Regions from separate parts of the Homo sapiens genome. Here region 2 is linked to region 1. A link is a loop called in an ENCODE intact Hi-C map of the cell type or tissue named here. Cell type or tissue: PC-9. All regions are shown on one strand. Links, peaks and the distances in the headings refer to the core of each region. The heading gives the core; the rest is flanking DNA. Region 1 overlaps ATXN2 (ataxin 2). Region 2 overlaps BRAP (BRCA1 associated protein).

Region 1 (2,800 bases), core at 80-2,579:
CTCCATTTAAATCAAGATGGTCTCCTTCCTCACTGCTTGTGGAGGTCCAGTGCCCAGTGTCTGCCTCTTGCTTGCTCCTCCATCATTGTTCTGCCATTCGAGATCCTCATACTTACCCTTTAAGATCTAGCCCAAATTTTCCATGAAACTAATTCTAATAATTAAAAACTTCCTGTAGAACTTAACTTTGTCTAGTACAAGTTAGCTTTCTTATTCAGTAGTAGCTTACTATAAATTACAAGAATAAAAAGATTACCATTTTCCCTCACACTGTTTTGTGGAGAATGCCTAAAGTTACTTTTTCTTTTTACAGGTCAGTATTCCTATTTGGCATCCTAATCCCCTTTCCCAAATCTGAATTTTGGGATTTGAAGCTTGCATTTGAGATTATGATTTGTCTTCCTTGTTGTACACAGGAGCAGGGACTTTACAATTAGTATTCGCATCCCTGCTCCTTCATACTTCGTGATGTAAGGCAAGTTATTTTCACTTATGCTTAAGTTTCTTCCCCTGTAAAAAGGGGATGGAAGAGGATTAAATGAATTAAACATGTAACACGCTTAAAGCAATGCCTGGCAAGTAATAAGTGCTCAGTAACTTTTAGCTGTTCTTATTAGCATGTTTGGAAACCAGTAGAAACTACACCAGCAAGTTAAGGTTGAAAAGTGGTATTGATGGGCTTGGGGTAGTACAGTATGAATGGCTACAGTTTAGCGTTTCATTAAGTTTGTATATTCATTAATTCATTACACATTTGATGCTGTCAGACTAGGACAGAGACAAAGATGAATGAAACATTATCTCTGCTTCCAGGTTACCCAGTGTAGTAGAGAAGGCAGGCATGCAGATAGTTTAAATTGGTAGCACTGGGAGGGGACTGCCATGGGTGGGCAGTGAAGAAAAAGGGCTTCAAAATAATGAGAGTTGAGATGGATCTTCAAGGAAGATAAGCAGTTTTCAGTAAGGCCATGAAGAGAGGAGGAAGTTCCAGGCGGGAAGAGTTTGTGCTAAAGTACAGGGATTGCTATACACATGGTGTATGTAGAAAAAATTTGGTTCACAGTGTGATAGAAGAATTGGAGGGGGTCCTCACTGAAAGTAAGGAAACACATTTGGAAGAATATGTTTCAGTTAGAAAATGAAATGAGCTTAAAGTAAACGCTAATAAGGTTTTTAAAATGTAAAATTTCAACGTATTTAGAAAGAGAACAGCTGGATGAATCTTATGTACCTGTCACTCAGCTTTAGCAGTTATCAGTAAATGGCCAACGTTGTTTCAGCTATACTCCCCTCTCCTCCACTGATAGTCTTTTGAAGGGGAATACAATTGTTTTGTGGCCTCCAGAAAGGGATAAGTTTATGAGCAACGGGTAGATCGTTGGGAGAGACTTGAGTTTCCTGTCAGGAAGCATTCTTGGTGCATAAGTCAGAGGTGATATGAATGCCGTGGAAGGGGGTGGCTTACTGTCTGGAGAACTCGAGAAGATGGGAATGGGCACTGTCCAGTATTGTGGCTACTTCCACACATGGTTCTTTAAATTTAAAATTATGTTGATTAAAATTTAAATATTTCAGTTCCTCAGCCATACTAATCGTATTTCAAGTGCTTAGCTGCCACATGTGCCTAATGGCTGCAATATTGGACAGCATGACATAGGACATCTTCATCATTGTACAAAGTTCTCTTGGACAGCATGGGACTAGAGCCCTAAGATCCTTTTCTACCTGAGTTGTTTGGATTTTTTGGTGTGTCTAGGTTGGATCTAGTTGTTCATGGCTTCATGACCAAGCCTTTTATCCCTTTCTCTAGAGGGACTCAAGGGGTAAAGGCACTGAAGGGGTAAAACTTCATATGAAGAGTGTGGTGGTGGTGGTGGTGTTTTAAGACAGGGTCTCGCTCTGTCACTCAGGCTGGAGTCCAGTGGCATGATCCTGGCTCACTGCAGCCTCGACTTCCTGGGCTTAAGTGATCCTCCCACCTCAGCTCCCAAGTAACTGGAACTGTAGGCATGAGCCACCACACCTGCCTAATTTTTAAAACTTTCTGTAGAGACGAGATTTCGCCATGTTGTCCAGGCTGGTCTCAAATTCCTGGACTCACCTTGGCCTCCCAGAGTGCTGGGATTGCAGGTGTGGGCCACTGCGACTGGCCTTTTTTTTCTCCTTTACTACTCTAGTGTATGCTGGAATATGAGGAAATAATTATATTAGCTAGCAGTTATTAAACACTTAATAACATACCAGGCACTGTTTTAAGCTATGCGATCTGTATGGAATATTACTTAATTTCCACAACCTTATGAAAAGATACTATTTTTTTTCTTTTGAGAAGGTACTATTTTCATCTTCATTTCATAGATGTTGAAATTGAAACACAGAGAGCTGAAGTCACAGGATTAAGGCCACAGAGCTGAGAAGTGATGGAGCCGGAATTTGAACCCAAGCAATTAATGCTGATATTAGTTCTTGTGTGAATGGTAATTGTTTTGAAACAATGATCCTAGATGATTATATGACCGGATTAATCTGGCAGTTGTTCTGTGTGAATTTAGAGTTGCCTTCCCACCTCAGTTTCCTAAAAACAAAACAAAACAAAACAAAACAAAAAAAACTCTAGCTTCACTGTGTTTGGGTTGTCATGGCCTACCCCCTCTTGCCACCTCATTTGACTCAACTTTTTAGGGAGAAAATATTCAATACGTGGTATAGGATTTCCCTTTCTAATAATAATGTAAACAACAACAAGAAGTCTGAAATTGGAAGAACAAAATGACTCACCTAAGTGAGTTAACCTTAAGAG
Region 2 (2,800 bases), core at 284-2,783, 75 kb before region 1:
TGGGCTCAAGTGGTCCTCCTAGTCTGAGCTTCCTGAGTAGCTAGGACTACAGGTGTGTGCTACCATGTCTGCCCAATTGAAAATTTTTTTGTAGAGACGGGGTCTTGCCATATTGCCCAGGCTGGTTTTGAACTCTTAGCCTCAAGTGATCCTCCTCCTTGATCCTGTCTTGGCCTCCAAAAATGCTAGGATTATAGGCATGAGCCCTGCACCTGGCCTGCATAATGATTTTGACCAGGTTCCTATTGATTGTGTCAAGTTGTGTCAAATCTCACACTACTATAAGCAATACTGTAATGAGCATCTTCCTCCATGTCTCTTTTTACCTAATCCTGAGTATATCTATTCTATGGTATAAATTCCTAGAAGTAAAATAGCTGTGTCAAAGGGCATGCAAATTTTTTGTTTTTATTTATTTATTTTTGAGACGGAATCTTGCTCTGTCACACAGGCTGGAGTGCAGTGGCACGATCTCGACTCACTGCAGCCTCCGCCTCTAGGGTTCAAGCAGTTCTCCTGCCTCACCCTCCCGAGTAGCTGGGATTACAGGCACACGCTACCACACCCGGCTAATTTTTGTATTTTTAGTAGAAACGGAGCTTCACCATGTTGGCCAGGCTGATGTTGAACTCCTGATCTCGTGATCCACCCTCCTCGGCCTCCCAAAGTGCTGGGATAACAGGCGTGAGCCACCGTGCCTGGCCCAAATTTTTTGTTTTTATAGATATTGCCAAGTTGTCTTCGAAAGAGTTTATACCAGTTCATGCTCCAGTGCTAGTGTGTAAGTGCCTCTTTTCTCATGTCTCAGCTCTTGGGTGTTCTGATGCATAAAAATAGTATCTCAAATAGTGGGGTTTTTTTGTTCGTGGTTTTTGTGTGTGAGTGTTTTTGGTTTTTGTTGTTGTTTTTTTGAGACAGGGTCTTACTCTGTCAGACAGGCTGGAGTGCAGTGATGCAATCACAGCCCACTGCAGGCTCAAATTCCTGGGCTCAAGCAGTCCTCTGCCTCAGCCTCCCAAGTAGCTGGGTCTACAAGTGCACATCACCACACCCAGCTAGTTTTTTAATTTTTCTTTTGTATAGACGGTGTCTCGCTATGTTGACCGGGCTGATTTCAAAGTGACCCTCTCACTTTTGCCTCCCATAGTGCTGGGATTACAGACATGAGCCACTCTGCTGGGTCTCAGATGGTATGGGTTGTTTGTTTGAGACAAGATCTCGTTCTGTCACTCAGGCTGGAGTGCAGTAGCATGAACACAGCTCACTGCAGCCTTGACCTGCTGGGATCAAGCAATCCTCCAGCTTCAGCCTCCTGTAAATCTGGGACCACAGGTGCACGCCACTGCACCTGGCTAAGTTTTTTGATTTTGTGTAGAGACAGGGTCTTACTTTGTTGCCCAGGCTGGTCTCGAACTCATTTCCTGTTTCATTTACTGAAGCGATCCTCTCGCCTCAGCCTCCCAGAGTGCTGGGATTCCAAGCATGAGCCAATGCACCTGGCCTCAAATGGTGGTTTCATTTGCAATTCTTTACTTATGAGTAAGACTGGACATCAAGAATAGGGCACTCCCAAGTCTAAAGCCCTTTGGTTAGAATAAGTGCCCTTTTTTTCCCCTTCAGCAAATGCAATGAAGTCAGAGTACTTGACTCTCCAAGAATGCCACTTTTCCTCATAACTTCCTTATCACAGCTATCATCTCGAAGGCACCTATTTAACCACTGACTGCAAAACAAAGAAGCAGTAGAATTTTTACCGTCAGTCACAGAATAGTTTCTGCTACTGAAAACTTTCTGATGCTTAAAAAAAAGTGTCTTAAAAGTACATTTGTGGGCTGGACGCGGTGGCTCACACCTGTAATCCCAGCACTTTGGGAGGCCAAGGTGGGTGGATCACAAGGTCAGGAGTTCCAGACCAGCCTGGCCAAGATGGTGAAACCCCGTCGCTACTAAAAATGCAAAAATTAGCTGGGCACAGTGGCAGGCACCTGTAATCCCAGCTACTTAGGAGGCTGAGGCAGGAGAATCGCTTGAACCCAAGCGGCAGAGGTTGCAGTGAGCCAAGATCACGCCACTGCATTCCAGCCTGGGCAACAGAGTGAGACTCCATCTCAAAAAATAAATAAATAAATAATACACTTGTGGACTGGCGCAGTGCCTCATGCCTGTAATCCCAGTACTTTGGAAGGCCGAGACAGGTGGATCACCTGAGGTTGGGAGTTCAAGACCAGCCTGGCCAACATGCCGAACCCCAATATCTACTCAAAATACAAAAATTAGCCAGGCATAGTGGCAGGTGCCTGTAATCCCAGCTACTTGGGAGGCTGAGGCAGGAGAATCGCTTGAACCCAGGAGGTGGAGGTTGCAGTGAGCTGAGATCGTGCCATTGCATTCCAGCCTGGGCAACAAGAGCGAAACTCCGTCTCAAAAAAAAATACACTTGTGTTAAGTAGAGCAAAATTCTTGCTTTGCATAGCTGATTGCGATGGCAGAAAACCATTCTCCCTCACGATGGGAGAAAGGGGTCTGTCCTAAAGGGATTCTGAGGTCATGGTTTCTCTGTTCAATCCCAGAGCAGAAAGGGGACTGTGTCAGCAAATGAAAAATGTGCTTTTGTCTTCCTTTGTTTTTCAAAAGGTGCACTCAGCTAAACACAAAAGTGGCCAAACTCACCAACGAGCTCAAAGAGGAGCAGGAAATGAACAAGTGTTTGCGAGCCAACCAAGTCCTCCTGCAGAACAAGCTAAAAGAGGAGGAGAGGGTGCTGAAGGAGACCTGTGACCAAAAAGATCTGCAGATCACC

Evidence for each region. Peaks named below come from ENCODE experiments on the same cell type or tissue, not always from the same donor. Only the 100,000 strongest peaks of a DNase experiment are listed, where the experiment ranks them.
Region 2: a loop joins it to region 1, with 7 times the contacts of the local background. A loop is called at or near these places in 1 of 110 quality-filtered maps.

Annotation. Positions count from the first base shown.
Region 1 is chr12:111,568,799-111,571,598 of GRCh38, reverse strand. The region is part of intron 1 of ATXN2 (ataxin 2); the gene reads left to right. Among named protein-coding and RNA genes, the nearest start is that of ATXN2, 29 kb to the left of the region's middle. RefSeq lists a silencer at 835-1,032. In PC-9, for the core only: no CTCF peak of the experiment used is centred there; a DNase peak (open chromatin) is centred at 1,388; H3K4me3 peaks cover 951 bases; H3K27ac peaks cover 2,500 bases.
Region 2 is chr12:111,644,397-111,647,196 of GRCh38, reverse strand. BRAP (BRCA1 associated protein) reads left to right here. Exons shown (of 12, transcript NM_006768.5): 12 at 2,635-2,800. Among named protein-coding and RNA genes, the nearest start is that of BRAP, 40 kb to the left of the region's middle. In PC-9, for the core only: no CTCF peak of the experiment used is centred there; a DNase peak (open chromatin) is centred at 1,616; H3K27ac peaks cover 1,958 bases.